3 separate regions of the Homo sapiens genome follow, and all the other regions are linked to region 2. The links are chromatin loops, found by intact Hi-C in ENCODE. Cell type or tissue: heart left ventricle. All regions are shown on one strand. Each heading gives the region's core, and the rest is flanking DNA. Links, peaks and the distances in the headings are about the cores only.

Region 1 (10,724 bases), core at 3,357-8,356, 110 kb before region 2:
CCAGTTATTTTTACATGTTCCCTTTTTTTTTTTTTTTTTTTTTTGAGACAGGGTCTTGCTCTGTTGCCCAGGCTGGGGTGCAGTGGTGTCATCTTGGCTCACTGCAGCCTCTACCTCCTGGGTTCAAGCGATTCTCATGCCTTAGCCTCCTGAGTAGCTGGAACTACAGGCGTGCACCAACACGCCCAGCTAAGTTTTGTATTTTTAGTAGAGACAGGGTTTTACCGTGTTGGCCAGGCTGGTCTTGAACCCCTGACCTCAAGTGATCCACTCGCCTCAGCCTCCCAGAGTGCTGGGATTACAGCGTGAGCCACCACGCCCTGCCACTCCTATTTAATCTTCAAAACAATCCTATAAAGTTGATTAAAGGCATCCTAGTTTTATAAATAAAGAAAAGGAAAGGGTCAGAGATGTTCAGTTATGGGCAAAATTACATAGCTGGGATTTGATCCATGTTTTTAGATGCATTTTGATAACAGTAGGAGCAGGAACATGGAAAGTGGAGAGCAAGAATTAAGTAGGTCTTGGAATTCAGTTGGAAAGAGGGAGGGAATCCTCAGTTGGAAATTTCTCAGTTGGAAAGAGGGAAAGTGTATTTGAAATGACCAATTCTAGCTATGTTAGGAATCTGTGAGTGACTGACTGACTGACTGCCTGACTGCCTCAGTTACCTGCTTACTTCTTTCCTTCCTCCCATTTTCTGTTTTATGGGCATAAAGTAGGCACTCTAAAATATTTATTAAATGAGTGACTAAGAAGTCAGGAAGCTTAATAAACTTGGAAAATTATAATAGCTGTTTTGAGTGTTTACATTTATACACAATTCTCTGTGTACTGCTTATTCATGAGGCTTTTCTTTTCTTTCTTTCTTTTTTTTTGTGAGATGGAGTCTCACTGTTGCGCAGGCTGCAGTACAGAGGCATGATCTCGGCTCACTGCACCCTCCACCTCCCTGGTTCAAGCAGTTCCCCTACCTCAGTCTCCCGAGTAGCTGTTATTACAGACACATGCCACCACGCCCAGCTAATTTTTTTGTATTTTTAGTAGAGGCGGGGTTTCACCATGTTGGTCAGGATGGTCTCAAACTCCTGACTTCAGGCAATCCACCCGCCTCGGCCTCCCAAAGTGTGATAACAGGTGTGAGCCACTGCACCCGGCCTTCTTTAACCTTTCTTTAAGCTTCAAATTTTTAAATTAATTTTAGCCTTATAAAGCAATTGCAAAAATTGTAAAAGGAATTCCCGTATATTCTTTAACCAGATTCTCCAAATGTTAGCATGTTATGTAACCACAGTACAATTATAAGTTCAGGAAATTAACAATGATACAATAGTATAATCTGCAAACCTTTGCGAATTTGCCAGTTATCCCACTAGTGTCCTTTATCTGGTCCAAGATCCAGTCCAGGATTACAGTCTGACTGATGTTGTATCATTCTTCGTGCATCATGTCAGAAAGCACGTGGTGATGTTTACTTTGATCACTTAGTTAAGGTGCTGTCTGCCTCTTTTCTGTAAGATCTTCCTTTCTTCCTTTCTTCCTTCCTTCCTTCCTTCCTTCCTTCCTTCCTTCCTTTCCTTCTTTTTCCTTTTTGTAGTTAATGGCTACATTGTTGGGGGAGGTACTTTGAGGTTTTGTAAATATCTTCTTTTTTTTAATTATACTAGTTTTTCATGCACTAATTTTAGCATCCATTGATGAACATTGCCTGAAAAAAAATTACTGTGGTGTTGACCAAATGATTTTCTATTTCCATAATTTCTTCTACATTTATGAGTTGGAATTCTACTGTAAGGAAGAACTTCTCTTTTCTCCCTATGTTGTTGTTTTAATATATCAGTACGAATTCATGGATTCTTATTTCATTCTGTGGATTATAATTCATTACAGTCCTTGTTTACTTAGCAGTTCAAATTATCCTAGGCCATTTAGGGCCCTTTGGAGTTGGCTGTTGTGTCCTTTTTGACATCTTTCTTTTTTTTAAAGCACTTTTTTTTTTTCACTTTTTGGCATTAAAAGATGTTCCAGTCTTAACATGTACTTTCCCTGTCCCGGCCCTGGATTTCTCCAAAAAACTCTAGTTCCTTTTAATCAGAGAACTGTGTAAGAATTCAAGGTGTCGGTACTAGGTGTATGTACTCTTGGTACTAGAGTGTCATTGCTTTGAAACATGTATGTTTACTAAAATACATGTGTAGCTATGTTATTTTATATATCAGTGAAAAACCATCCACTGAGATTTTTTGATTACAGATATGTTGATAGTATGAAGAGCTAATCCAGTAGTAGTGAGAGGGTCGGGGAGAGATGGGAAGGATGAGAAATTACTTTTAGTAGTTAATTCCTAAAAACGGACTGCTTCAGTGATCAGTCTGTTCTTGTGTATGGCTGGGATAGAGATGGCTGTTTGTAAAGTACAGATAACATGGATGATTCACTAAGGATGATGGGAGAGTAGGATGTTATACCAAAATATAAAATTAGTTTATGCACTTAGGTTTAAGACTAAAGTAAGTTTAGTATTTGATTGGCATATTAGGAGAGTGTTTCAAGAAGTTAGAACTTGAGGTTGGGTGCAGTGGCTCACACCTGTAATCCCAGCACTTTGGAAGGCCTCAGGCAGGCAGATCACTTGGGGCCAGGAGTTTGAGACCAGCCTGGCCAACATGGCAAAACCCCATCTCTACTGAAAATACAAAAATTTTAGCTGACTGTGGTGGCCCATGCCTGTAATTCCAGCTACTTGAGAGGCACGAGAATCGTTTGAACCTAGGAGCTGGAGGTTGCAGTGAGCCGAGATCATGCCTGGGCGACACACACAGACTGTCTGGAAAAAAAAAAAAAAGAAGTTAGAACTTGATCTGTGTTTTTGAAGAATATATAAGTCTGGATGAGCAGAGATGAAAGGGCACATCCTGGTTGGAACAGGGCATTTATTTTTGGAAGTAACCAGTGATATGGTTGGAGCCAGATAATAGATACCTTTCAGTGCCCAGCTAGCTCAGGAGTCATGTAACTAGATCTTTTTCATTGTATCAGCATATTTTGCTGAATGTTTCTTAATTTCTTCCAATTCGTGAATATGCATTGTTTGGTTATATCCCTTTAACATTTTAGTTTTATTGCTATTTTATTTTATTTTGAGACGGAGCCTCGCTCTTGTTGCCCAGGCTAGAGTACAGTGGCGCCATCTTGGGTCACTGCAACCTCCACCTCCCAGATTCAAGCGATTCTCCTGCCTTAGCCCCCCTGAGTAGCTGGGATTACAGGTGTCCACCACCACACCTGGCTAATTTGGTATTTTTAGTAGAGATGGGGTTTCACCATGTTGGTCAGGCTGGTCTCGAACTCCTGACCTCAGGTGATGCGCCTGCCTCGGCCTCCCAAAGTGCTGGGATTACAGGCGCGAGCCACCGCGCCTGGCCTTTATTGCTATTTTAATACATTGAAAGTTTTTTGTTTTCCCAAAGCCAAACTGTATCCATCTTTATTAAAGATACTTTCGATAAACAATTGTAGTATTTAAAAGCAGGACATGGGCAGACAGTTGTTAACAGTATAGAAGAACTTTCAAACTCCCTTCTTCAGTGGACTACCAAAAATCAGAAAGCCACTATAAAACCGAATGAAGTCTTTATCTAATGCTCTGAATGGGTAAAGTTTAGAGTGAGGGTTGACAAATTTTCAAGAGCTGACCCTGACTTTAAGGAAGTGAAATGAAAATGGCAGTATTTATCTGAAGATCCACTATCTAGAAATGGAACCACTGCTCTTTTGAGGGGTGCCATCTCAGTGCATCACTGGGAAGTCCAGATTGCTTGACACACTGGTAACCAATTATTGGGGGTCAGGTCCCAACAGATGTCTGGATTTAAGGGAGTTAAGTCTGTGTTGAAAGGTGGAAAGGGAGAAGAAGACATAAAGATGCATTTGTTTTTCTATACCACAAGGCTTTTGTGCCATGGTGCCCACGTGTATCAAAGTCAGGGAATCCCACTTCCTGGAAGCCAAGAGGAAGTCTCTCAAAACTAGGAGGGAAAGGTGTTTTCCCCACAACAGTCTGGCTTCGGAGACATTCTATTAGTGACCTATGCCCCTTCCCCCAAAAACGACAATGAAGTATTCTGTGTGCTCACAGCATAGCTTTTAAAAATATGTAAGTAAATAAGCCGGGCACGGAGGTGCACGCCTGTAATCCCAGCACTTTGGGAGGCCGAGGCAGACAGATCACAAGGTGAAGAGATCGAGACCATCCTGGCCAACATGGTAAAACCGTGTCTCTACTAAAAATACAAAAAAATTAGCCAGGCGTGGTGACGTGCGCCTGTAGTCCCAGCTACTTGGGAGGCTGAGGCAGGAGAATCACTTGAACCCAGGAGGCGGAGGTTGCAGTCAGCCGAGATTGCGCCACTGCACTCCAGCCTGGGGAGAGAGTGAGACTCCGTCTCCTAAATAAATAAATAAAACAAAATTCTGCATTTTTATGAAACTTGGTAAAAAATAGAATTTCAAACTATACAGTCACCAGAAGTACACAGTTATCAAAAATGCACACACTTCACTCGGCATCTGCAGCACCTTCAGCTTTCTGTGCCTGGTCTGATTTGGCATTTCCCATTTTCTACAGGGTTATTCACCTCCTTGCCAGCATCAGCTTTTTCCTTTTTCCCTTTGGGTACCTTCTCTCCCTCCTTTGCAGGGCCCTTTTGAAGCTTGGGCTCTGGCTTTGGAGGAGCAGGGTTAGCAGACAACCTTGCAGATCTTCTCTGTGGTTAGTCCTTTAACTTGGCATTATCTCCTTTAGCATCCCCTTCAGCCTTTCTCTAGGCATATTGGCAGCGACGGCGGCAGGATGTAGGTGCTAGGCGCAGGATGCAGTGGTGCGTGGCCTTTGGTAGTCCAAGGGTCATTCTCACCTCTTCTTCACACTGTTCCCATTGAAAGTTTTTATTTATTCATTTATTTATTTATTTATTTAGAGACGGAGTCTCGTTCTGTTGCCCAGGCTGGAGTGCAGTGGCGCAATCTGGGCTCACTGCAAGCTCCGCCTCCCGGGTTCACCCAATTCTCCTGCCTCAGCCTCCTGAGTAGCTGGGACTACAGGTGCCCGCCACCACTCCCGTCTAACTTTTTGTATTTTTAGTAGAGATGGGGTTTCACCTTGTTAGCCAGGATGGTCTCAGTCTCCTGACCTCGTGATCCGCCCACCTCGGCCTCCCAAAGTGCTGGGATTACAGGCGTGAGCCACCACACCCGGCCCCCTTGAAAGTTTATATTAACAGCAAGCAGATGATAAATCTAGTTGTTACTTTTATATTGTATTCTTCAACATGTATTTATGTTGAATACTTTGGGCATATTCAAACCTGCTCAATGTGACTTGCCTGTCATCTTACACCAGAATACTACAAATCAATAAGTATTTACCTGTGATATAAAAGGAACTATGGAAGAAAAAATTTCAATATAGTTTCTATCAAGAGTGAGAAAGAAACACATATGAGATATTTAAAGGCTATATATATATATATATATCTATATATATGATTATTTATTTTTTTGAGACGGAGTCTTGCTCTGTCTCCCAAGCTGGAGTACGGTGGCACGATCTCAGCTCGCTGCAACCCTCACCTCCTGGGTTCAAGCAATTCTCGTGCCTCAACCTCCTGAGTAGCTGGGACTACAGGCGCACGCCACCCCACCCAGCTAATTTTTGTATTTTTAGTAGAGATGGGGTTTCACCATGTTGGTCGGGCTGGTCTTGAACTCCTGACCTCAAGTGATCTGCCTGCCTTGGCTTCCCAAAGTGCTGGGATTACAGGCGTGAGCCACTGTGCCCAGCCTCTATGTGAGATTTAATAGAATGCAGAGTGAAATAGATATCACAAATTAATACGTGTTAATTAGGTGCTCAGTTAATTGTACAAATCTAAATTGCTGGGTCTAACCTTGTTAAATTTCCAGAGACGTTTGGTATAGATTATTTAGGATTAAAACTGCTTGATATGAATCAGTGCTCAGTAAGAGATTCCATGAAATATCAAAGAGTTTATTTTTTGTCTCCCAGTTCGTAGAGTTGTTTGCAAAAAACACAGGCAAGGAGAAATCATTAATTGGTGACTGCTCTGTTCAGTTTTATGTGGTCAGAGTCAATGAATAGACTAATCATTTGGCAGGTTTATTAAATGTGTGGTTCTGTGTTTGGCCAGAGAAGATAACAGAGAAGTAAAAGACCTGGTCCCCTCTTGGCTTGTGGAATATTGGGGAAACTATGAGTGGCAAAAGCAATTAGACTTGTAATCTATAAGGAGTTTTAAATCATCCATGCTGTGCATCCAGAACCAGAATTCTCATATATGCAGGGAACATTAAAAGTAAAATCCCATGCTCATTCCCATATGTAGTATTTTAGAGATAGTAGCTAATACAAGAAAATATAAGTACTGTAGCAGTTTGAGAGGTGCAGTAGATGACACTGGAGTTGCTTAATCTAGAAGTTAGAACTCAAACTGAACTTTAAAAGGATCTGTGTGTGTTTTAGAGTGGTTGGTTTGGTAATTGTTTTTAGGATGTAGTACAGAAGGATTTACAGCGAGAAAATTATGGGAGGGTCTTATAATAATTCACAAAATGAAACTGTTCTAGAGTCATGGCTGTGAAGATGCATAAGGAAGAGATGTGCGTAGAGAATCTGGAATAAAGAGTTGTCGAAGCTTAGTGATTACGTAAATATATAAATAAGGGAGAGGAAAGTGATACTGACGTTAGGCTTCCATCCCAGATGGCTTGGCATGAAATTAAAAGTCAATTAGAAGTCAAGAAGAGAGAAGGGAAAGTTTTGGTGCAGTGGCCAGTTTTATGAGGAGAGAATGGAGATAGCTCAAAGCATTTTGAGGTGAGAGTGAACATTTAATTGGAAGTGTCCAGTAGACAGGGTTGTGGGAAATGAGTTGAAATAAAAGGTCTGGGGTGAAGATATATTGGAGAGGGTTTCTGAAAACATGATTGGATTATTTGAGCAAACGAAGTTTCTAAGGAGTAAAGCACAAAATACTGAGTTTTATAGAAGACCTTCATTTTAGGAAGTAAGAATCAGATTAAAAATAAGATAGAGTCATAAAATAAATGAGTTACCCATTTTGCATCAGTTGTCTTCCTGGCCCCATACTCTATAATGACAGGGGGGATGGGTTGTCATGTTTGTCAAACTAATGTGGACTCCTGTACCATTTCCCAGAATGGACCTCAGATGGGTTGAGCAAGTACCCTCCAAACATACTACAATGGGCTTTGAGAGAATAGGTTCTCAAGAATTCTGGTTGTGAGGGACAGACTATAAGTCTGACAGCATTGATGAATATGTGGGTGTTGGTGGGAGTTAAGAAATGAATACACGCTACTGGCTTGAAAAGTTGTCAGTGAAAGGAATGATGAAAACAGCACCATAGAAGAATAGGCAAAGGATTTAAGTAAAGATTTTGAGAGCTAAAGGGAGAAGCTTAAGTACTATACTCATAGAAGAAGCTGAGATGAAGAAATTAAAAGGAGGGAACAGTTGGAAAAGGCAAGATTGTAAGAGAACCAACAAGGTATTAGTTACTGGACATTGGTAGGAGATTCCTACTGGAATTAGAATACAGTCAGTGTAACTTCAGGAGTTACAGTTGGTAGGAATTAAATCAGGCATGAATGCCTGAATATAAGAACCGTGGCCAACTGACTTTGCCCTCACAGTGAGAGCAGTGACTGGTGAGAAACTGTTAGATATGAAAGCATTGTTTAACACAATAGTAAGGTGGAATAGGCCGTAGTAACTGTACTTCTCTCATCTGCAGCACTGCTCAAAGTTTTCTAGTTACATCAGCAACAAAAAAGGTAAAGTTTCAAGAAAAGTAATAAGATTTCGTTATCTCTAGCAGTGCGTTAAGTATAAAAAACTACTGAAGTCTAGATATTAAACAAAATCTTATTTTTGTATTTTATATTTTGTCAGTGTAAAAACCATGAGGCAGTTGAAATGTATACACATTGAGGTACCTTTCAACTGTAAAATTATATGATTCTCTGAAAATCTGTTTTCGATAGCTTGCTTAAGGAGATTCTTAGAATTAATCAGTGATCTGAGTAAGTTTAGAATATGCCTACTTATATAAAAATTAGGGTTAGAGTTCCATAGAGCCTCAGTGTTTCATTTGAATGTCTTAATAGAGTCAGTATTTTCTTTCTTTCTGCCCATGAGTGTAGGTCTCACTTTTTTCTTTCCTTTCTTATGAACTGGTATTTGCACATTAGACTTTCTTTGTTCTTTCCCCTCAATTATGAAAGCTTGTATTTGTTCTGCTTCTCTTCCCCCCTTCCCCTTTTATTAGGTCTCCATCTTTTTTGAAATTATTTGCATTTTCTTCATGGATTGTATCTTTTTATTTTTTTAAATTACGGTAAAATATACATAACATTTACTATCTTAACCATATTTAGGTGTACAAGATGAGTAGTTAAGTACTTGCATTGTTGTGCAACCAGTCTCCAGAACTCTCTTCATCTTGTAAAATGGAAACTCTTTGTCCATTAAACAGTAACTCTCCCATTTCCTCCTCTCTTTAGCCCCTGGCAACCACTGTTCTACTTTTTGTCTCAATGAGTTTGCTTATTCCAGATATATAAGTAGAATCATATAGTATTTGTCGTTTTGTGACTGACTTGTATTGCCTAAGATAGTGTCCTTATGTTTTTCTATATTGTTGTATGTGTCAGAATTCCTTCCTTTTTAAAGCAGAACAATATTCCACTTATGTATATATCCCATTTTGTTCATCCATCCATCAGTGGACCCTTGGTTTGCTTTCACCTCTTAGCTGTTATAAATAATTCTGCTATGAACATGGGTATACAGATACCTCTTTGAGATCCTGCTTTCAGTTCTTTTTTGTGTATACCTAGAAATGGAATTGTTGGATCATATGGTAATCCTGTTTTTAAGTTTTTGAGAAATTATCAGACTTTGCCACATCAGCTGCATCATTTTACAGTGCTACCAGCAAGGCTAAAGGGTTCCAATTTTTCCGCATTGTTGCCCTCATTTGTTTTCTTCCGTGGGTGTATTTTTTTTTTTAATAGTAGCCATGCTAATGAACGTGAAGTAGTATCTCGTTGTGGTTTTGGTTTGCAGTTCCCTAGTGATTCATAGTGCTGAACAGCTTTTCATGTGATTGTTGGTCATTTGTATATCATGTTTAAAGAAATGTCTTGTTCAAGTTCTTTGCCCATTTTTGAATTCGGTTGTTTCTTGTTAAATTGTAGTTCTTCATTCATATATATATGTGTATATATGTGTATATATGTATATATATTCATATATATGTGTATATATGTGTATATATATGTATATTCATATATGTGTATATATATGTATATTCATATATATGTGTATATATGTATGTATATTCAGATATATGTGTATATATGTATGTATATTCATATATATGTGTATATATGTATGTATATTCATATATATGTGTATATATGTATGTATATTCATATATGTGTATATATGTATGTACATTCATATATGTGTATATATGTGTATATATGTATATATGTATATATTCATATATGTGTATATATGTTCATATATGTGTGTATATATGTATATATGTTCATATATATGTGTATATATGTATACACACACACACACACACACACACACACACACACACACACGCGCGGTGGGGGGGTGGTGGGCGGGAGACAGGATGTTACTCTGTTGCCCAGGCTGGAGTACAATGGTGCAAACACTGCTTGCTGCAGCCGTGACCTCCCGGGCACATGTAATCCTCCTGCCTCAGCCTCCCAAGCAGCTGAGACCACAGGCACTTGCCACCACACCTGGCTAATTTTTAAATTTTTTGTGGAGATGGGGCCTTGTCATGTTGCCCAGGCTGGTCTTGAACTCCTAGACTCAAGAACTCTTAGAATCCTAGAACTCCTAGGCTCATGCTGTCCTTCCTCCTTGGCCTCCCAAAGTGCTGGGATTACAGGTGTGAGCCACCACCCCCAGCCTATATGTTCTTAATATTAACCCCATATCAGATATATAATTTGCAAATTATCTCCCATTTTATAATTTATTTTTTCACTCTGTTGTGTCCTTTGATGCACAAAATTTAAAAATTTGATTTAATTCAATTTATCTATTTTTACTTTTGTTGTCTGTTCTTTTGGAGTTGTATACAGAAAATCATTGCCAGATCCAGTGTCGTGAAGCTTTCCGAACCCTGTTTTCTTCTAAAAGTTTTATAGTTTTAGCTCTTACAATTAGGTCTTCAATCTATTTTGAGTAAATTTTTATATACGGTGTACGGCAAGGATCCAGCTTCATTCTTTATTTAATTTTAATTTTTATTTTTTGGAGACGGAGTTTCGCTCTATCTCCCAGGCTGGAGTACAGTGGCACAATCTTGGCTCACCACAACCTCCGCATCCTGGATCCAAGCGATTCTTGTGCTTCAGCCATAAGAGTAGCTGGGATTACAGATGCATGCCATCACACCTGGCTAATTTTTTTGTATTTTTAGTAGCGATGGGGTTTTACCATGTTGGCCAGGCTGGTCTCAAACTCCTGGCCTCAAGTGATCCACCTGCCTTGGCCTCCCAAAGAGCGAGGATTACTGGTGTAAGCCACGGCCCCCAGCCCAGCTTCATTAGCAGCATGTGGATGACCACAT
Region 2 (10,724 bases), core at 3,569-8,568:
TATTTTTTTTTTTAGACAGGGTCTTACTCTGTCACCCAGGCTGCAATGCACTGGCGCACACATGGCTCACTGCAGCTTCAACTTCCTGGGCTCAAGCAATCTTTCCATCTCCACCCAGTAGCTGGGACTACAGGCACACACCACCATGCCCAGCTAATTTTTAAAATTTTTTTGTAGCAACAGGGTCTCTCCATGTTGCCCAGGCTGGTCTCGAACTCCTGGGCTCAAGCGACCCTCCCACCTCAACCTCCTAGAGTGCTAGGATTACAGGTGTGAGCCACCACGCCCAGCTGGGGTTCTGTTTCTTGATCCAGGTGCAGGTTACCTGGGTGAGTTCAGTTTGTGAAACTTCAGCAACCCATTCACTCATGATCTGTGTACTTTAATGTGTGTGTTCTCTTTCGATAAAAATAATAAAACAAAACAAAACCCCTTCTCACCAGCACCAATCCCACCCCATTAAATAAACACAGAGCAAAGGTTTCAGCATAAATTGACTTGCTCCCAACAGCCAAGCCGCAGATCAGGCCCCCCGGAGCCGTTACGGCTGTGACAGCATCCTGCATGCAGGGTGGCCCAGGGCCTCCTCATTAACCTACAGCTGTCAGCTTCATTTCCAACAGTGGCCTCTGAGCTTGCAGAGGGCAGGAGCCGTGCTCCACGGCCTCCAGTGTCCTCCCCCCGCTGTACCCCTGCACATAAAGCCCGGCCCCGGCGGCCACTCAGCCACCTGTCTGTGCTCAGCAGGGCTTCTGGGGCTTGAGCTGTCAGTCACTCAATCCCTGAATGAGTATTTACAAATGCCCACAGTGGAGGGTCCCGGGGCAAAGCCGGAACCAGCCTCCAGTGACACTCCAGCTCTGTATTTCTGTAAATGTCGGGAGAGTGGCTGCTGGGACCCTTGCTCCACCAGGGACTGAGAGAGGTCTAAGTTAACTGCTGAACACAATTCCTACCAAAGGGAGGTCTGAGCGCATGCTCTGCTGCGAGGCTTGGAGCTTCCAGAAACACTGCTGCTATTTTTATTTTCCTTATGTAACCACAGGGAGGGATTACGGCCCTGACGGCCTGGGATTTTTCTGCCTGGCTCTTTTTGTCCATGATATGTCAGGATTGGAAGGCAGCCATCAAGCCGCAGGTGCCTTGTTCCTGTCCCCTGACCCCCCGCCCAGCGGTCACCACAGGGACGCAGGCATGTTAGGAAGGCCCTGCAGTGTTGGGCAAGTTCTGTGAGCCCCCAGCAGCAGGAGGCTGTGCTCCTAGGCTCACCTTGGCATTCAAACTTCTTGGCAGGCGTGGTGAGGAGCAGCTTGCCCTCCATGTCCTGGGGCCCAGCACAACGAGCAATGCCCGGTTCCTTGTAGCCAGTCTTCACCCAGCTGGACAGCCAGCGGAGGTGGCAGTCACAGTATAGGGGGTTGGCACCAATGGCCCTGAGCAGAAAGCAGAGAGAAGCAGGCATTACAGCTTCATGGGGTCCCTCGCCCACTGGGAACCTAGAGTCCCAGGCACTGCACCAGGGGCTGGCAAAAATCTTAGCCTCCATTTCATGAGCATTTACTGTATAGTCAGTGCTGCTTTTTTTTTTTTTTCTTTTTTTGAGATGGAGTGTCGCTCTGTCGCCCAGGCTGGAGTGCAGTGGCGTAATATCAGCTCACTGCAACCTCTGCCTCCCAGGTTTAAGCAATTCTCCTGTCTCATACTCCCAAGTATCTGGGATTACAGACACACACCGCCATGCACAGCTAATTTTTGTATTTTTAGTAGAGACGGGGTTTCACCATATTGACCAGGCTGGTCTTGAACTCCTAAACTCAGGTTATCCACTCACCTCAGCCTCCCAAAGTGCTGGGATTACAGGCGTGAGCCACCGTGCCTGGCTGCCAGTGCTGTTTTAAGCACTGCATATGCATTGTCTCACTTAGTCATCACCACACGCTACTATTCTCATTTTACATGTGCAGAAACCGAGGCTCAAAAAGGCTGAGGAATTTGCCTAAGATCACACAGAGAAACGGGAAGCTGTTGGGGCCATGCTGTTGGGGCCAGAGCCTACGAATGCACTGCCTCCAGTGTGCATGGGGAGAAAGCAACCCACATCGACTGCTGCAATGAGACAGCTGCTTTTCCTGTGTTTGGGCACCGAATCATCTCATCAGCCCCACTGTGCAAGTTTTCTCCTCTCCATCTCAAAGATGTGGGCACCGAGCCTCCCATGGAATAAGTAATTTCCCTGGGGTCACACAACTAGCTAAGGGCAGCCCCTGGATCCAGATGTGCCGCTGTCTGCCTCCGAAGCCCATGCTCTTTTATTTTTCTTTGCATTTTTAATTAAACAGAACACATGAATGCATTCTCATTGTCAGCCACTTTCAAGCATTGCAGACAAAGCAAGTGTCTGCCCTGCACAACACTGTGAATGATTAAATGCCACCGAGTTGCACACTTTTTAAAAAATGCTTAATTTGGTATTATGTGAATTTCACCTCAATTTTTTTGAAGGCACATTCCTGTGTTACTGATGGGGGTGCAAAATAGTAGAGCGCCTGTGGAGGGGAATTGTGTGACACTTATCATATGACTTATGCAATTGCCTTCTGATCCAGCCATTGTTTCTGGGCGTTTACCTGTAGGCACACATAAAGACATCTGTGCAATGGGCCTATTTGTAATGGAAAGACTGGAAACCCCATGTTCATCAATGGGGAGTGGTTATATAAATTGTGATACATTCACATTACGAAAAACAAAAGTCTACACCCCACTGTCACTGCCCTCCACAAAGGGGCACACAGTCACAGGGTCACCATGCTCAGGCGTGTAGCCTTCCAGGCCTTTCCCACACGTACACACGTGGTTCCTCCTTACAAATCACATCACTACTGAGCAGCTTGCTCCTTGTCACTAAACAGCACGTCTTGGGAATCTTCCTGGTCAGCATATAAGCATCTATCTCATTGTGTCCAACTGTTCCGCAATATCCCAGAGTGGATATCCCATGGCACAGTGGACAGCGTCCCTGTTGCTGGACATTCTGGTTCTTTCCAATGGCAGTGAATACTCATACGTGCCTCTTTTTTTTTTTTTATGAGACAGGGTCTCACTCTGTGGCCCAGGCTGCAGTGCAGTGGTACGATCTCAGCTCACCGCAACCTCTGCTTCCCAGGTTCCAGTGATTCTTGTACCTTAGCCTCCTGAGTAGCTGGGATTACAGCGTACACTACCACGCCCACCTAATTTTTTTTTTTTTTTTTTTGTATTTTTAGTAGAGATGGAGGTGTCGCCAAGTTGGCCAGTCTGGTCTCAAACTCCTGGCCTCAAGTGATCCGTCCACCTCAGCCTCCAAAAGTGCTGAGGTTACAGGTTTGAGCCACTGCACCTGGCTCCTTTTTGTGTGGTGTGAGAATTTCTCTAGAACAGATGCCTAGAAGTAGGATTTGGGGGTCAGAGGAAGCACGTGTAATATGCTAATAGCCCGCCCCCAACTGCAAAGGTTGTATCCACTTACACTGGCCATCAGTACAAGGCTGGGCCTGCTCTCACGCCTGCACCAACATACTGCCAACCCCTTTGTTTCTTACCAATCTGATGGGCAAGCTCAGAATCTCTCCACTAAACCACATGAGAGACTTAGAGATGGACAAGACATGGATTTTAGGGTAAGAAAGAGCCAGAATTCCGGCCGGGTGAGGTAGCTCATTCCTGTAATCGCAGCACTGTGGGAGGCCGAGGCAGGCAGATCACCTCAGGTCAGGAGTTCGAGACCAGCCTGGCCAAAATGGTGAAACCCCATCTCTACTAAAAGTACAAAAATTAGCCGGGTGTGGTGGCACATGCCTGTAGCCCCAGCTACTCGGAAGGCTGAGGCAGGACAATCACTTAACCCGGGAGGGGGAGGTTGCAGTGAGCTGAGATCATGCTATGGCACTCCAGCCTGGGCGACAAGACTGAAACTCAGTGGAAAAAGAAAAAAGAAAAGAGAGAGAGAGGAAGGAAGGAAAGGAGGGAGGGAGGGAGCGAGGGAAGGAAAAGTGGGCCAGAGTTCTCTGACTCAGCAAATATGAATGCCTTATGCCTAAAGTTCATTGATATCAACATTATTTTGAAAATATAAGGCTAAATAACGTGAATGAGAATGGGCACATTTACTAAATAACCAATGGATGCCTTGCCATTTTCCACCTGTTTCTGGGCAGGACAGAGGAAGCAGTTACCCTTGAGACCTGTACAACCTGATTAAAGCAGCAGTGGCTCTGAACAGGAATTCCCCAAAATAGCTCAGCTGATGATTCACAATCTTATAAAGCAGGCTGAACAAGACCTGGACTCCGGCCCCCATGCAGCTGCCCCGTGCCTGGGCGACCTTGAGTGGCTCCCTTAATATATCTGGGGGTCACTTCATGTTTCAATAAAGAGCCTGCAACCTAGAGGGAGAAGACAGACAAGCACGCATGACCTAAAAGAGGTGCTGAGGGAACAACACAGCTCAGAAAAGAGAGCAGGTTCGACCTCGGCATGTGTTTCATTTTTTTCTTTCCTTATTTGCTGACAGCATCCATCCTGGCTAACGGGATGGGTGATTTTTTTCTGAAGTTCCAGTGTGTTTAGAAAAACAAAGACTTTTTAAGATAACAGGAATTTTTAAATGGTGGTATATTTAAAATGTTTACACTCACCAGATTAGTATTTTTATACTAACAAAAAGTGTGATGTCACATAAGTATGTTATTCGAAAGATAAATACACAATGTATTTCTAAGTATTTTTTATAGCACATGATAAGGAGTGTGGCCTGGCAATGAGCCACAAGTTGAAAGATGATTGGGAATGCTTTATTTCAGTCCTGTAGCTCATTTAGAGAAAAATGCCAAAAAGATGAAATCTGAGGCCCTGTGAAAGAGAGGGCCCACGGCGTGGCTTACGGTCCCTCCATAAATGTCAGCAAAGTGACACCTGAGATGTAAGTGCTCCTTCCCCTCTCTCCATCATAAAAAAAATATGGGTGCAGGCCAGGAGCGATGGCTCACGCCTGTAGTCCCAGCACTTTGGGAGGCTGAGGCAGGCAGATCACCTGAGGTCAGGAGTTCAAGACCAGCCTGGCCAACATGGTGAAACCTTGTCTCTATTAAAAATACAAAAATTAGTTGGGCATGGTGACAGGCGCCTGTAATCCCAGCTACTCCACTCAGGAGGCTGAGGCAGGAGCATCGCTTGAACCCAGGAGGCAGAGGTTGCAGTGAGCTGAGATCGGACCACTGAACTCCAGCCTGGGCAACTTGTGGCTCATGCCACACCAGCCGTCTCAAAAAACAAAAACAAAAAAACAAAAAACGACAACAACAAAAAATATGGGTACAAAGTCACGTCTAAAGCTATTCAAAAATATAAATTCTGGATTGGCCCACACTTGCTTTTCCTTGTTTCTATACTGAATAGACTCTGAGCCACACCTGAATTCAACATTACAAGCTTTCATTTATCCAAAGGCTGGATTTTCGGGGCTGAGGACTGCCTTGCCCTCTCTTCGGTAGTACTTGTAGTTTGCATTCATCTGGGGACTATTTCTCCTGACGAAAACTCCTGTGAACTCAGTGGGGAGTGCAGAGCCAAGGCCCGACTGAGATGTATTTGGTGGTCAGGGGTTGGGGAGGCAGACACCGCAGCCAGGCCACGCCAATCCAAAAGGACTGTGGATTCAGGTTTATACCCCAGCCAAAGTAAAAATAACCCTGTGTTGTTGATCTCTGGCATAATATGGAAATAGTTGAAACAGTAGCTATTTGATCTGTTCATGCCAAGGCCCTACCCAGCTCCTATTTGCGTAACCTGGACTGAAATAGCGCCCCCTGGCTGTCTTACAAGTCACAGAATCATCCATCCCACTCCTAGGCGATCTATCTGTGCGCATCACTGTCTCCTGCTGCATTTGAGGGCAGAAACCACTAAATCCCCAGCTGTGTCAGGCACTAGCAGGCACCAGTCAATGTCTGGTGAATGAATGAATGCCTGTCTAAAAGCATGAGAAAAGCACAACATCTTAGTGCAAAGGAAATTCAAAAAGAAAAGAACCACCTATCATCCCATAAATGCAACTGATTTGATTTTAGTGTATTCCCTTCCATTTCCTGTGTATATGTTTGTACATCAGAGTGTACAGTCTACTTTATTCTAGGTTTTCATCAAATAATAAGGTATAGTGTTGGCCGGGCACGGTGGCTTATGCCTGTAATCTCAACACTTTGGGAGGCTGAGGCGGGTGGATCACCTGAGGTCAGGAGTTTGAGACCAGCCTGGCCAACATGGCGAAACCCCATCTCTACTAAAAATACAAAACTTAGCCAGGCATAGTGGCAGGTGCCTATAATCCCAGCTACTCAGGAGGCTGAGGCAGGAGAATTGGTTGAACCCGGGAGGCGGAGGTTGCAGTGAGCCGAGATCTCACCACTGCACTCCAGCCTGGGCGATAAGAGCGAAACTCCGTCTCTAAATAAATAAATAAATAAATAAATAAATAAATAAATGTGTTGTCTTTATCATCATTATTAAGTACTTGCTATTCTGTCATATGGGCATGCCATAATTTACTTAATCCTTCCATATTTCCTTTCATGCCAAATTCTTAATGCATTTGGACATCTAGCTTTCCAGCCTACAGCAAATGAGAGGCAACAAAATGCCAGAGTATAGCAATGAAGACAGACATTGGGGAACCCTAGCCTGGGACCTGGTGCATAGTAGATATTTGCTGATGGCTGGCTGGCTGAATGGAAGATGAGTTAACTGCAAAGTAAATAGCAGCAGAGGATTGTGCAGGGTATTGAAGTCCAGCACAGTAAAGAGTGCTCACAATCATTACAGCATGTGTGAACCATGTGAGACCTTAGAAATCATCTTCGTGTAGGTAAGAAAATAGGCCTCAAGAGAAGAATAAATTGTCTGAAAGCCCATTGCAAGTTGATGGCAGAACAAGAACCTAAAGCCCCAAGTCCTGATTAGTCTAGAGTTCAAGGGTTTTAAATAGGAAGACTTCCCCTCTTCCACACACCCCTCCTCCACACTGCGAGTGGACAGGAGAGGCCCTGGCCAGAGTCAGATCAGGAGCAGGGCTTCTCAGTAACATCAGCACCTTCAGGAACCAGGAACACTGGATGGTAACTCCTGGCTAACCCTCGATTGTCACTTGTCATAGAGCCGTGTGCGAGGGCCTCCCTTCAAATTGCATACAGCTTTCACGAAGCCCGGAGTGAATGTAGTGGGTCTATGTCATCCTTTTACCGTTCTTCAATTCCTTATAAGTGCTCAATATTCTTTCTGGAAGAGTTGCAGGTCTTAAGCACAGAGGCGACAACCACTGTATGTGTGTACATGACATATATCCCATCAATACTGCATGTGCATATGTGCAAACACATGAATATAAGTACACACACATCTTCCAGGCTGCTGCCTGTTTCCATCTTAAACCCTGGGTATAAAGGGCAGAGTTTATCCACAAGCTTTCTTGATAACAACTGAAGGTTTCTTTCACACAGATGCTGTTTCGTAGAGAAATTAAGCTTAGGTGCAATTAATAAACACATCTAATCAGTAAAACTGATGCCACTTTCTACAAGTACTGCTAACCTGATCTTTACTTATTGGTTTATTTCTTATAAACTAGATCTGGCTTCTGGCCTGATATCACTGTTCTCCTAAAGAAAGTCTTAATTTATAGATGGGTATAGGCTCAACATTTGTTTTTGCAGCTTTGGTTTTTTTGGTTTGCTTAAAACATATGTTGTTTGTTCACCTCTCATTTGAAAAACAAAACCTCTAGATTTTGAGCTGGAGACAAGATGTACTCAGGTGTTATTTGGTTCTCATGAGGAAGGAGAAAAGGTAGCCAACTGCACATCTGCACAGTTGAACCCCGAGTACAAGAGATACATTAAGGGGGGGCGGAAATGCAAAGGTGTAAAATGTAGACTAGATGCTGAAAAGGCTAAGGTGGACAGTGAAAGTGGACACTCGGCTATGCCCAGGTGTATGCAACAAAAGCTATGTGGTCCCAGGGTAGCAGCAGCCCTTGGTGCCCAGCAGAGACAAGCACAAATGCACTCTGGAGAGGAGCATCTCCAACTTAGCTCTTCAGAGTTCCTAAAGACATGTCAGCAAAAATGAGCATGCAACCAAAAATTACCCAACACAGATGGAAACAAGCCCCTGTGAATTCAAGTCAGTAGGAACAATAAACAACACTGTCCCAACCTGGCCTATGTCCAGAGGCACCACCTCCAGCAGGGCTCACTCCTGCCTCCTCCCACCCCACTCACCCTCTGTATGTCACCATGGGCTTTCCAGGAGTTTCCTGAAACTCAGTTCCCCACAATTCCCTTTCTTTACACAATGAAGTGCAAACTCCCTAGCAGGCACAAATGGTCCTTCACAACAGAATTCCAATGTCCCTTTCCAGATTAATCTCCTCCCACCCCACATTCCTGCCCCAACCAAACACCCTTTATCCTATGCTGGACAACGCAGCATCCTTGAACATCCCATTTTTTCATGTTCATGCCTTTGCACATGCTGTTCCCTCTTCCTAGAATTCCCTTCCTCACTTTCTCCAACTGGCCAACTCCTAGTTCCTTTCCAATGACAGCATAAATGGTACCTCCTCTGTGAAGCCCCTTGGACTTGCCCAGAGTTAGTCACTGCTTCCTTTGAATTCTCTTTATAAGATCCCAAATGGTCACAGTGGGCAGAAACCTTGTGTTAGTAAATTCTTCAGCACTAGAGTCACTCTGGTTACCCAGGATGTATTTATTAAGGCAATAGAGTAAAGAATAAATAGCGAGCTTTGGAATCAGACACACCTAAATTCAAATCCTAGGGAAGCTGCCTAAATTTTTAGAACCTAGGACTGTAAAATGGAAATAATAAATCAAATCCTACCACCTGAGGCAGAGCCCCTTACCCCTCCCACTTCCATGGCAGACATTACAAATCAATCACAGCACCCCTCCCACTGAGTCCAGGTCCAGCCCTGGAATCTTCAGTGCGGTCCTCAAGACAGTTCCTGCCAATCATGTGGAGCTGGCTCATAACATAAAACGCACTTCCCGGTTCAATCATGGGGTAATCAAGACCTTGTAGATGAGGCACAGAGTATAGTATTTGACTCAGGCAGACCCTCAAAGGGCAACACCTGTTACTATTTTATCTCCTGAAGTCTAAGATTGTTTGATGCACCGCTGATTTAACATGCTTTCTGAAGGGTGGGGAACATTACCATATTAAATATACACTCTGGTTTTAGAGTTTAAAATGTAGAAAAGGTGAGTCTTAGAGAAAATCTAGCGAGACTGATGAGTGAATGAACTTCAAGAAGAGTGGCTTGGGGCCCCAAAAGGCTCTCCAACCTGGGTATGCCTGCCCACCAGGCCCCTTTTAGGGCTTGAGGATGGGGCTGACAGCAAAAGGAGACAGTTGCACCTGAGGTGCCAGGCAGAGTCCACGTGGCCACAGTTCTCCTATCCTGCCTCAGCCAGTAATGCCAAGAGATGCCAGGAGAGAATGTGCCTGCTCAGTGCCCAGCCCAACCTCCAGAATTAGGATGGCCCTGTCACAGTCCAGTGCTTTTTGATTTCGTCTGTTTTTTATATGGCAAAATATATATATCACATGAAATTTGCCACTTTCAACATTTTAAGTGTACAATTCAGTCACATTGATTGTATTCACAGTGTTGTACAATATCACCACTACCTATTTCCAAAACATTTTCATCACCCCAAAAGAACTCTGTGCTCATTAAACACCAACTCCCCATGGCCCCTGCCTCCAGCTCCTGGCATCCACCATTCTACTTTTTGTCTCTATGAATTTGACTGTTCTAGGTACCTCATATATACTGAATCATACAATATTCGTCCTCTTGTGTCTGGCTTATTTCACCTAACATAATGCCTTCAAGATTCATCCATGTCATAGCACGCATCGGAACTTCATCATTTTTATGGCCAATACCCCATTGTATGTATGTAGTACGTTTTGTTTATCATCTGTGGACATAGGCTGTTTCCAGTTCGGGGTTATTATGTAAAATGCTGCAGTGAACATTGGTGTACACACATCTGTTTGAGTCCCTGCTTTCCATTCTTCTGGATATACCTCTTAGAGTGGATTGCTGGGTTATACAGTAATCCTATGTTGAGATTTTTGAGGAATCAAGCCCACTGCTTTTAAGGAATTCTCATAGCACTGCTAGCTAAATGGTTTTGGAAGTAATTCTACATTGAATTACAGCACCTATTGGAGGCAGTAAATTTCCAGAGCTTATCCTGCACTGTGTGAAGTCGGAGGCACAGTACTAGTGGAGCGCTTAAGAGCACTGGCCTAGGAGTCAGAAACCTCACCACCCTGCAGCTGTGCAGCTTTGGGCAAGCATCCCACTTTTTCTCCATCCATTTCCCGGTGTGAAAGATGAGAACCACAGCACCTATGTTGTAGGATAACTGTGAGGCGCACATTAGCTGAGGCAGGCGAAGTGCACAGCAATCGATCAATGGTCATGACAACCTTCACTACCGCTTGCGAGGAACTGTTCTTCTACTCTATTGCTGTGGCTGATGAACCACTGGACATATAAGAGTCCCAGAAGGTGCACGTGGGAAGTTCCCAAGCTTAATTTCAGAGTAAAAGCAACAAACTCTGACAATCTCAGGAGGTGGGATCTTCTCAGAAAC
Region 3 (10,724 bases), core at 2,142-7,141, 240 kb before region 2:
CATATTATATGTTCACAAAAAAACTTGAACATGAGTGTTAACAGCTTCATTATTTATAATGGCCATAAAGTGGAAACTACCCAAATGTCCATCCAATGCTATACTTTCTGCCTTATAATTGGGATATTTATACCACACAGGTGGGCAAACTCAAAGGCTCACCCTTTGAGTAAATATCTTACTCAAAATATTGAGTAAATATCTTACTCAAAATATTGAGTAAATATCTTACTCAAAATATTGAGTAAATATCTTACTCAAAATATTGAGTAAATATCTTACTCAAAATATTGAGTAAATATCTTACTCAAAATATTGAGTAAATATTTTAGGCTTTGTGGGACAAGAGGCAAAATTGAAGCAATTATATAGTCAGTTATAGAAAAAAATTTACCATTAAAAAATGTAAAAACTGCTTTTAGTTCATGAGCACCGCAAAAACAGGCAACAGATGGCGGGGTATGGTGGCTCATGACTGTAATCCCAGTAATTTGGTGAGGCCAAAGCAGGAGAATCACTTGAACCCAGGAGTTTGAGATCAGACTCTACAAAAAAATACAAAAAAAAATTGTACCTGGGAAGCTGAAGTGGGAGGATCACTTGGGCCTGGGAGATCGAGGCTACAGTGAGCCATATTCATGCTACTGCATTCCAACCTGGGCAACAGAGTGAGACTCTGTCTCAAAAAACAAGCAAACAAGCAAACAAACCAGGAAACAGCCATGATTTGGTTTCGAGCTACAGTTCACTGACCCCTAGTTGAAACTATTTATATTGAAGGTGATTAGTGATACGGTTAAGTTTAAATCTGTTATCTTGCTATTTGCATTTCTTTTTTCCTCATCTGTCTCTTATTTTCACTTTTTTCCCTTGCCCTTTTTTTTGCATTAAATAAATATTTGTTATGATTCCAAGGTATTTTATTTGCTTATTTGCTATTTTTTTATTTTAAAAGTTGCTTTAGGTTTTATAGTATATATCTTTTACCTATCACAGTTTTTCTTAAAATGAGATACGTTTTCATGTATAGTATAAGAGCCTTATAAAGTATACTTCTGGCCTGGCGCAGTGGCTCACACCTGTAATATCAGCACTTTAGGAGGGTGAGGCGGGAGGATCCCTTGAGGTCAGGAGTTTGAGACCAGTCTGGCCTACATGGTGAAACCTCATCTCTACCAAAAATTACAAAAATTAGCTGTGCATGGTGGCACACATTTGTAATCCCAGCTACACGGGAGGCTGAGGCGGGAGAATCACTTGAGCCTGGGAGGCGGAGCTTGCAGTGAGCCGAGATTGTGCCACTGCACTCTAGCCTGGGCAACAGAGTAAGACCCTGTCTCAAAAAAAAAAAAACATATACATATTTATTATTATTATTATTATTTGAGGCAGAGATCTCGGCTCACTGTAACCTCTGCCTCCCAGGTTCAAGCAATTCTCCTGCTTCAGCCTCCCAAGTAGCTGGGATTACAAGCATGTGCCACCACACCCAGCTAATTTTGTATTTTTAGTAGAGATGGGGTTTCTCCACATTGGTCAGGCTGCTCTTGAACTCCCGACCTCAGGTGATCCACCTGCCTTGGCCTCCCAAAGTGCTGGGATTACAGGCGTGAGCCACCGCACCTGGCCTATATATATTATTTTTAATAATACAGCACCTCATACGTAGTAGAGGTCTAATAAATAGAAGCTATTATTCCTATCACATTTTTTTCACAGATACCCTCACAAAAGTATAAAGCTATATGATAAATCCTTAGAATTAAAATGTTGGACAAAACGGTATATGCATTGAAAAGTTACAATAATATCAAATTACTCTCCAAAATATTGTGCTAATTTACACTTCTACTTACAAGGTATGAGATTGCCTATTTCTCTATATCTTCGTGGCAATACTTTGCATTATCAAACTTTTTAATACTTGTCAATCTTATTGATGGAAAAGTGGAATTCACTATGAATGAGACTAACCATCTTTTCAGGTATGTAAAGGTCAATATTTCTCAATATGATTTACCTGTTCATGGGCTTTGCCCATTTTGTTGTTAGGGTATTTATCTTTAAATTATTTAATTTTTAATTTTAATTTTTTTTGAGACAGGGTATCACTCTGTCACCCCAGCTGGAGTGCAGTGATGCAATTATGGCTTACTGCAGCCTTGATCTCTCGGGCTCAAGCGATCCTCTCACCTCAGTCCCCCTGAGTAGCTGGGACTGCGGGCATGCTCCACCATGCCCAGCTACTTTTTGTATTGTGTGTAGAGATGGGGTTTCACCATATTGCCCAGGCAGTTATCGAACTCCTGGGCTCAAGCAGTCAGCCCACCTTGGCTTCCCAAAGTGCTAGGAGTACAGGCATAAGCCACCACACCCATCCTAAATTATTGATTTTTAAGAACTCTTTCCATATTAAGGAAAGTAGTTCTTACAAATATTCAGGCAGGATGCAGTGGTTCACTTGATATAATACCAGCACTTTGAGAGGTCAAGACAGGAGGAATGCTTGAGGCCAGGAGTTTGAGACCAGCCTGGGCAACATAGTGAGACCCCATCTCTTTAAATATATATATATATATAATTTTGCTGTGCATCTTTTGACTTCAATAGTATTCTTTTCAATAGAAACATTTTTTGTGAGTCAAATTTTCCAGTTATTTAAATGGTGGCCTCTGGATTTAATATATTCCTTCAAAATGGCTTCCAACTCCTGGATAATAAAAACAGTGCAGCCATTATTTTTGGACTCAATTTTTAATAGTTCAATCTTTTTAACAAGTAAAACTTTGATTCATAAAAAACATGTTGGTAAAGAATGAGGAAGAAAACTAATTTTATATTCTCCATAATTCAATTTGTCTTATCATTATTTACTGAATTATCAATCTTTTCCTTGCTTCTTCAAAATGTCACATCTATCATATAATAATTCCCTTTACATATTTGATGACTTTGTATATTGTATATGTCCTTTCTGATTCTTCAGGCCCTTCATTTACACTGCTATTTTTTTTTTTCTCTCTTTAGACGGAGTCTCGCTCTGTAGCCCAGGCTGGAGTACAGCAGCACAATCTCAGCTCACCGCAACCTCTGCCTCCGAGGGCATGCACCACCATGCCCAGTTAATTTTTTTTTTTTTCTTGAGATGGAGTCTTGCTCTGTTGCCCATGCTGGAACGCAGTAGCATGATCTCGGCTCACTGCAATCTCTACCTCCTGGGTTCAAGCTATTCTCCTGCCTCAGCCTCCTGAGTAGCTGGGACTCCAGGCACAAGCCACCAGACCCGGCTAATTTTTGTATTTTTAGTAGAGATGGGATTTCACCGTGTTGGCCAGGCTGGTCTCAAACTCCTGACCTCAGGTGATCCACCCCCCTTGGCTTCCCAAAGTGCTGAGATTATAGGCATGAGCCACTCTGCCCAGCCATTACACTACTATTTTTTAATGAAGTTTTTCCAGGTATTAAAATCATAGAATTCTAGCATTGGGAGGTTGTTCAAAATCATCTAGTGCAGTCTCCAGTCAAATTTAGACATTTATTTCACTGCATACATGACAGATGGTCACCTAGCCCCAGCTTGAATATTTCTAGCAATGGAAAACTCGAACTCCATATAACAGATGCTTCAGTTTTTGATAACTTCTGGTGATTAGAAACTTACATCATATTGTGCTAAAATTAGCCCTCCTGAAATTCCTGTCCACTGCTTCTACTTCTACCCTGACAGCATACAAGACTATCAAATCTACCAACCTGTTGATGTATGAGGTCATTATCCTCCCTTTGGCCTTCTTGATGGAAAAACGTTTTTTGTTTGTTTGTTTGTTTGTTTTTTAGACAGGATCTTGCTCTGTCACCCAGGCTGGAGTGCAGTGGCGTGATCTCGGCTCACTGCAACCTCTGCCTCCCGAGTTCAAGAGATTCTCCTGCCTTAGCCTCCCGGGTAGCTGAGATTACAGGCGCCTGCCACCACTCCTGAATAATTTTTTTATTATTATTTTTCAGTAGAGACTAGGTTTCACCATGTCAGCCAGGCTGGTCTCAAACTCCTGGCCTCAAGTGATCCACCTCCCTTGGCCTTCCAAAGTGGAAAAACATGGGTATTGATCCTTCTACCTCCCCTCCCATAGGCTAAACAATTTGTCTACTTTTTGGATAATTAACCAGTTAGTAATGTGATTTCTTTCTTGACACTGCATTTCAAAAAATACATATCTGTAAAATAAAAATTCATAATCTTCACTTCCTACCTTTCAACCTCCTTCCAATTCCCTCTCGTTGAGGAAACTAATGATAACCTTATGAGGCATAACTTTTAATTTTTTTTCTATCCATATACAGAAATATGAGGTTTTTTTGTTTGTTTGGTTTTGGTTTTTTTTTTTTTTTTGACGGAATCTTGATCTGTCGCCCAGGCTAGAGTGCAGTGGCACAATCTTGGCTCACTGCAACCTCCACCTCCTGGGTTCAAGCAATTCTCCTGCCTCAGCCTCCTGAGTAGTTGGGATTATAGGCTCTCACCACCTTGCCCGGCTAATTTTTGTATTTTTAGTAGAGACGGGGTTTCACCATGTTGGCTAGGCTGGTCTTGAACTACTGACCTCAGGGTGATCCACCCACCTCAGCCTCCCAAAGTGTTGGGAGAAAAGCTGAGTGTTGGGAGAGAAGCTGAGGCAGGGCTTGCATGTCTGCTAGACTTGCTGGCTCCTTGCTTCTAGCGCTCCCGTTATCTCAAGCAGCCATATGTTTCTCATTCACTTGATACACTGTTTCTTTTCAACCCCCACATCCTCACCACCTGTTTCTTTGTTTGAGCACCAATAAGTAGCGTGGGCTCCCAGAGCACGAGGCCTTTGCAGCCTCCACACTCGCAATGGCCCCCTGGTCCCGCTTTCTCTCTCAATGCGTTTTTCTCATTCCTTTGACTTGGTCGGAATGTGTCACCCCCATGACCTGGTGTTGGGTCTGATCACCCCCACACAAAGTGCTGGGATTACAGGCACGAGCCACCAGACCCGGCCAGTGCTGAACATTTTTCTAAGTCAATGTATGTAGAAATCTATAGCATTCTTTTAAATAACTTCATAATATTTTTTACTATGGATTTGCCATAATTTATTAAAACATTCCCTGTATACATTAATGGTGATTCCAGATTTTTTGGCTGTTATAAAAGAAATTATGTAATGCACATCCTTACATATAAATTGTTATATACCAGTGCTTTTATTTCTATAAAGTACATTTCTAGAAGTAGGATTACTGGATCAAAGGGTATGTTCATGTTAAATAAGTCATTTGGCCTCAAAGTGCTGGGATTATATGTGTGAGCCACGGCACCTGGCACAGTCTTTGTTAACAGAGGTTAAGCAAAACAAATATTCTCTTTTATTTTCTGCTATTTTAGCAGTTTTATTTTTTTGTATTGGTATTTTCAATCTCTGTGGGGTTTACTATTTATAGTGTGAGTCATATGAGGCAAAGTGCTAACTTTGTTTTCTTCTAGATAGAGAGCCAACCTGAGTAGTGCCTCAGCCTCCCGAGTAGCTGGTATTTCAGGCATGCACCACCACGCCCTGCTAATTTTTTTGTATTTATTTTTAGTAGAGATGGGCTTCACTGTGTTGGCCAGACTGGTCTTGAACTACTGTCCTCAAGCGATTCACCTGCCTCAGCCTCCCAAAGTGTTGGGATTATAGGCATGAGCCACAGCACTCAGCAAAAATACACTTTTTAAAAAACAAAGCCAAAAGATAAATTATAGACTGGAAGATAATATTTGCAAGATGTAACCAAGTGTAAATATTATTAAAATATAAATAACTGGGCCAGGCACAGTGGCTCACGCCTGTAATTCCAGCACTTTGGGAGGCCGAGGCGGGCAGATCATATATATATGATCTATCTATCTCTCTATATATATGATCTAACTATGATCTATATATATGATCTATATATATATGCTTCAAATTAATAAGAAAGAAATATATAAACAAGCTCATAAAATGGGCAAAGGATAGGGATAAAAATATATAGAAAGAAATATAAGCAGGCCAGGTGTGGTGGCTCATGCCTGTAATCCCAGCACTTTGGGAGTCCAAAACAGGTAGATCACTTGAGCCCAGGAGTTTGAGGTCAGCCTGGGCAACATGGCAAAACCGTCTCTACTAAAAACACAAAAATTGCCGGGTGCGGTGGTGGCTCACGCCTGTAATCCCAGCAGTTTGAAAGGCTGAGGCAGGTGGATCGCCTGAGGTCAGGAGTTCAAGACCAGCCTGGCCAACGTGGTGAAACCCCATCTCTACTAAAAATACAAAAATTAACCAGGTGTGGTAACGTGTGCCTGTAATCCCAGCTACTTGGGAGGCTGAGGCAGGAGAATCGCTTGAACCCGGGAGGTGGAGGTTGTGGTAAGCAGAGTTCACACCATTGCATCATTCCAGCCTGGGCGACACAGCGACAGAACAAGACTCCGTCTCAAAAAAAAAAAAAAAAAAAAAAGCAAGTGGAAGCATGTTCACAATGTCGGTGATAGAAGTTAGAAGTAGTGTTCCTTCTTCTGTTTTCCAAATACTCTGTAATGTGGTTTTCACAATTTAGAAAAGAAAAATGTAACATTCTCATATTGGTTTTGTTGTTGTTGTTTTGAGACAGTCTCGCTCTGTTGCCCAGGCTGGGGTGCAGTGGAATGATCTCCACTCACTGCAACCTCCACCTCCCTGGTTCAAGCGATTCTCCTGCCTGAGCCTCCCGAGTAGCTGGGATTACAGGCGCCTGCCTCCAAGCCTGGCTTTTTTGTATTTTCAGTAGAGATAGGGTTTCACCATGTTGGCCAGGCTGGTCTCAAACTCCTGACCTCAGGCCATCTGCCCACCTTGGCCTCCGAAAGTGCTGGGATTACAGGCAAGAGCCACTGTGCCCAGCCTCTCATATTGTTTTCTAAGTATGTTGCGTGTTCTAGAACCTAATTTTGCAGTCCAAATGCAATTTATACTTCTGCCAAATAAATCTTACACCTAAGCATTCTTCTACAACCTGAACAAAGAACAAAATTTTCATTTCATAATAAAGACTTTCATTTTATTATCTTCTTTACTTGCAGCTAGAAAAAAAGGAAGTATGAGGGGAAGCTTTAGAGGGGGATTTTGATCCCTATAAAGAAACAGTCCAGAAAGGGAACCTCATGTTCACCTGGCTGCCCTTATTGTACAGAAGAGGAAACTGTAAGCTAAGAGAGGCAAGACCTCAGAAACCGGAGAGGATGTAAATGTGTAGCATCTGCTGCTAAACTTTGTCATAGCTCACCCAAGGGAGTGTTTTACCCTGTTGTGGTCCAGCCCCTTCTCTGCAGTCACACACTTTCCAGAAGGAAGGTCCCTCTGGTGCAGGCTCACTACTAGGTGGCACTGTGCACTACTGGGCTAGTTCTGGTAAAATACCCCTGCCCCAGCTAAAGTCTCTCCTTCCCTCCCTCCCTCCTTCCCTCCTTCTCTCGCTCCCTCCCTCCTTCCTTCCCTCCTTCTCTCCCTCCCTCCCTCCTTCCTTCCCCTCCTCTTCTTCCTTCCTTCCTCCCTTCCTTTCTCTCTCTCTCTTTCTCTCTCCCTTTCTTCCCTTCTTTCTTTTTTTTTGAGACGGAGTTTCCCTCTTGTTCCCCAGGCTGGAGTGCAATAGCGCAATCTTGGCTCACTGTAACCTTCACCTCCCGCGTTCAAGCAATTCTCCTTCCTCAGCCTCCTGAGTAGCTGGAATTACAGGTGCCCACCACCATGCCCAGCTAATTTTTGTATTTTTAGTAGAGACGGAGTTTCACCATGTTGGCCAGGCTGGTCTCGAACTCCTGACCTCAGGTGATCTGCCTGCTTCTGCCTCCCAAAGTGCTGGGATTACAGGCATGAGCCACCACGCCTGGCCTCTTTCTTTTCCTTTCATTTCCTTTCCTTTCTCTTTCTCTCTCTTTCCTTCCTTCCTTCCTTCTTTCTTTTCTCTTTTCCTCTTTATTTTCTTTTAAATTTTAATTTAATTTAATTTAATTTACAGAGATGGAGACTCTCTATGTTGCCCAGGCTGGTTTCAAACTCCTGGGCTCAAGTGATCCTCCCACCTCAGCCTCCCAAAGTGCTAGGATAACAGCCATGAGCCACGGTGCCTGGCCAGAGCTTCAGTTTCTATGGACAGGTGTTTTCGGGCTTGCTAAATCAAAATTCTCCAGAATTCCTAAGATCAGCCAATTTTAAGAGCAGTAATTTTTTTTTTAACAGTCTTGCTCTGTCACCCAGCTTGGAGTGCAGTGATGTGATCTCAGCTCACTGCAACCTCTGCCTCCCGGGTTCAAGCAATTCTCGTGCCTCAGCTTCCCAAGTAGCTGGGATTACAGCCACGCACCACCACGCCCAGCTAATTTTTGTATTTTTGGTAGAGATGGGTCTCACCATATTGGCCAGGCTGGTCTCAAATTCAAGCTGTCTGCCCATCTTGGCCCCCAGAGTGCTGGGATTACAGGCGTGAGCCACCATGCCCGGCCTGAGAGTAAATATTTTTGAGGAGAAAAAATATTCTTAATGTTCTTAAAGAAATCACAATCTAGGTCTAACATGAAAATATAGGTGAGGAGTTTTTAAATGAATTGTAGCATATAGTAGAGCTGATATTTGGTAAAGGTAGATTTTGGTTTGCATGGAGTAGGGGGATAAAGAGCTGGACATAAATAATTTGCCAGTGTTTTGTCAGTAGTTCTCAGAGGAAAGAATATACAGTACTGATTTGAGATGGCCAGTGCCAAATTCAGTAGAAATATATTTTCGAATAGAAGAGAACAATTCCTCTGGTTACCATACTAGAGTTTAAAAGAATAACTTCCAAAAGAACATCGAACTCCTTTTGTGCTCATTCCACCTTGACCCCTGTGATTTTGTCTCCTGTAATCATATCCACTAGAATGATTAAGTCCTGAGCACATACATGTTCCTATCATAGATACTAACAAATGGACCCCAGATCCGTTGGTCAAAAGAGTCCACCACCCTTATTAGATGCTCATCCTGCACTTATGGTGTCTTACAAAGAGGTTCAGTCAACCACACATAAACCTGTCTTGGAAGAGAAACTACAACAGTGAGATTCTGGGAACCCAGGGCACCTGAGGTGTAGGTGGTTCTGTATGGGAGAATTGCTTTCTCACCTATTAGGCTCAAGATTCACATCAGGTAGCCAGCCTTTCCTGGAAGGAGGCACTTCCTATCAGACCCTGAGGATGTCTTGGGAAAGTTGGCCAGGAAAGGGAAACAAAGTAAAGATAAGGATTCAGGAAATCATAGGAAAATATGTATTTCTTAAGTAATGATGGTTATATTTAGCTTTGTCTAAACTTTAACCTATCATCAGACTCATGGCACTGTAAAATAATTTTTGTGTGTATTTAGGATGTATTTGTATTACTTGCATAGTGAAGTTTTCCTTTTTTTTCCCGAAACATCCTGACTTTGCCTCAGCAAGATTAGAAGATAGAGTTTCTCTGACCCTTTATCTTTTTTTCTTTTCTTTCTTTCTTTCTCTTTCCCTTTCTTTCTCTCTTCCTTCCATCCTTCCTCCCTCCCTCTCCCTCTTTCCTTCCTTCCTTCCTTCCTTTCTTTCTCTTTCCCTTTCTTTCTCTCTTTCTGTCTCCTTCCTTCCATCCTTCCTCCCTCCCTCCCTCTCCCTCTTTCCTTCCTTCCTTCCTTTCTTTCTTTCTTTCCTTCCTCTCCCCCTCCCCCTCCCCCTCCCTCTCCCTCTCTTTCTTTCTTTCTTTTCTTCCTTGACAGGGTTTCACTTTGTCACCCAGGCTGGAGTGCAGTGGCATGATCAGCTCACTGTAGCCTCAATCTTCCCAACCCAAGCGATCCTCCTACCTCAGCCTCCTGAGTAGCCAGGACCACAGGTGTGTACTACCATACTGGCTAGGATTTTATGGTTTAAAATTTTGTATTTTGTAGAGACAAGGTCTCTCTCTGTTGCCCAGGCTGGTCTTAAATTTGTGGACTCAAGCATTCCTCCCACCTCAGCTTCCTGAAGTGCTGGGATTACAGGTGTGAGCCACCATGCCTGGCCTAGAATGTTAAAAATAATACTTTTCAGCCCTTTACAGTTTGGAAGGATGGTCTCTGACACTTTCTTATTTCAGGCTGTTTTATGCTATTGTCTACCCCATCTAAGAGATAAGGAGTCCAGTCCAAGATTAATAACTGATGGTGTAGCCTCCAATGTCCAACCTTGCAAATGGTTGGTAAGATCTTTTTTCAGATCTTTACACTTCAGAACAAGGATGAATTGATGGCACTGTGAGCAGCAATAACCTGAGAAGCAACTGATTTTCTATGGCTAAGGTTATCCAAGATTTCCTTAATCTGCAGAATTTGGGGTTAAGCCTATTGATTTTGCTAAACTTGTAAGATGCTTTTCAATACCTTATTTTACAAGTTGGATGTGACACTTTGGACTGTCTCAACTCTTGCAATTCCTTGCCATTCAAAAATCTTTTTCCTATAATGCAAAACTGTAGTCAATTTCACTTACATTCTTGGGCTAGTTGCCTAACTGCACAAAGATTGAATTTTATATGTAAAATGGAAATCCTAACAATATACGCCTTCGTAGTTTGTCAAGAGCATCAAATGGCCGGGCGCAGTGGCTCATGCCTGTAATCCCAGCACTTTGGGAGGCCAAAGCAAGTGGATCACAAGGTCAGGAGT

Evidence for each region. A loop is a pair of places that touch in the nucleus more often than their neighbours do. Peaks named below come from ENCODE experiments on the same cell type or tissue, not always from the same donor. Only the 100,000 strongest peaks of a DNase experiment are listed, where the experiment ranks them.
Region 1: a loop joins it to region 2, with 4 times the contacts of the local background. A loop is called at or near these places in 29 of 110 quality-filtered maps.
Region 3: it touches region 2 in a loop (4-fold over the local background); 5 of 110 quality-filtered maps call a loop at or near these places.

What each region holds. Positions count from the first base shown.
Region 1 is chr10:96,911,072-96,921,795 of GRCh38, forward strand. The region is part of intron 4 of LCOR (ligand dependent nuclear receptor corepressor); the gene reads left to right. It also overlaps the pseudogene HMGN2P35. Among named protein-coding and RNA genes, the nearest start is that of LCOR, 84 kb to the left of the region's middle. In heart left ventricle, for the core only: no CTCF peak of the experiment used is centred there; no DNase peak of the experiment used is centred there; H3K27ac peaks cover 1,555 bases.
Region 2 is chr10:97,019,981-97,030,704 of GRCh38, forward strand. It overlaps SLIT1 (slit guidance ligand 1), which reads right to left. Exons shown (of 37, transcript NM_003061.3): 26 at 1,270-1,433. Among named protein-coding and RNA genes, the nearest start is that of SLIT1-AS1, 77 kb to the right of the region's middle. RefSeq lists an enhancer at 927-1,760. In heart left ventricle, for the core only: a CTCF peak has its summit at 5,850; no DNase peak of the experiment used is centred there; H3K27ac peaks cover 1,329 bases.
Region 3 is chr10:96,782,426-96,793,149 of GRCh38, forward strand. No RefSeq gene overlaps it. Among named protein-coding and RNA genes, the nearest start is that of MIR607, 41 kb to the right of the region's middle. In heart left ventricle, for the core only: no CTCF peak of the experiment used is centred there; no DNase peak of the experiment used is centred there.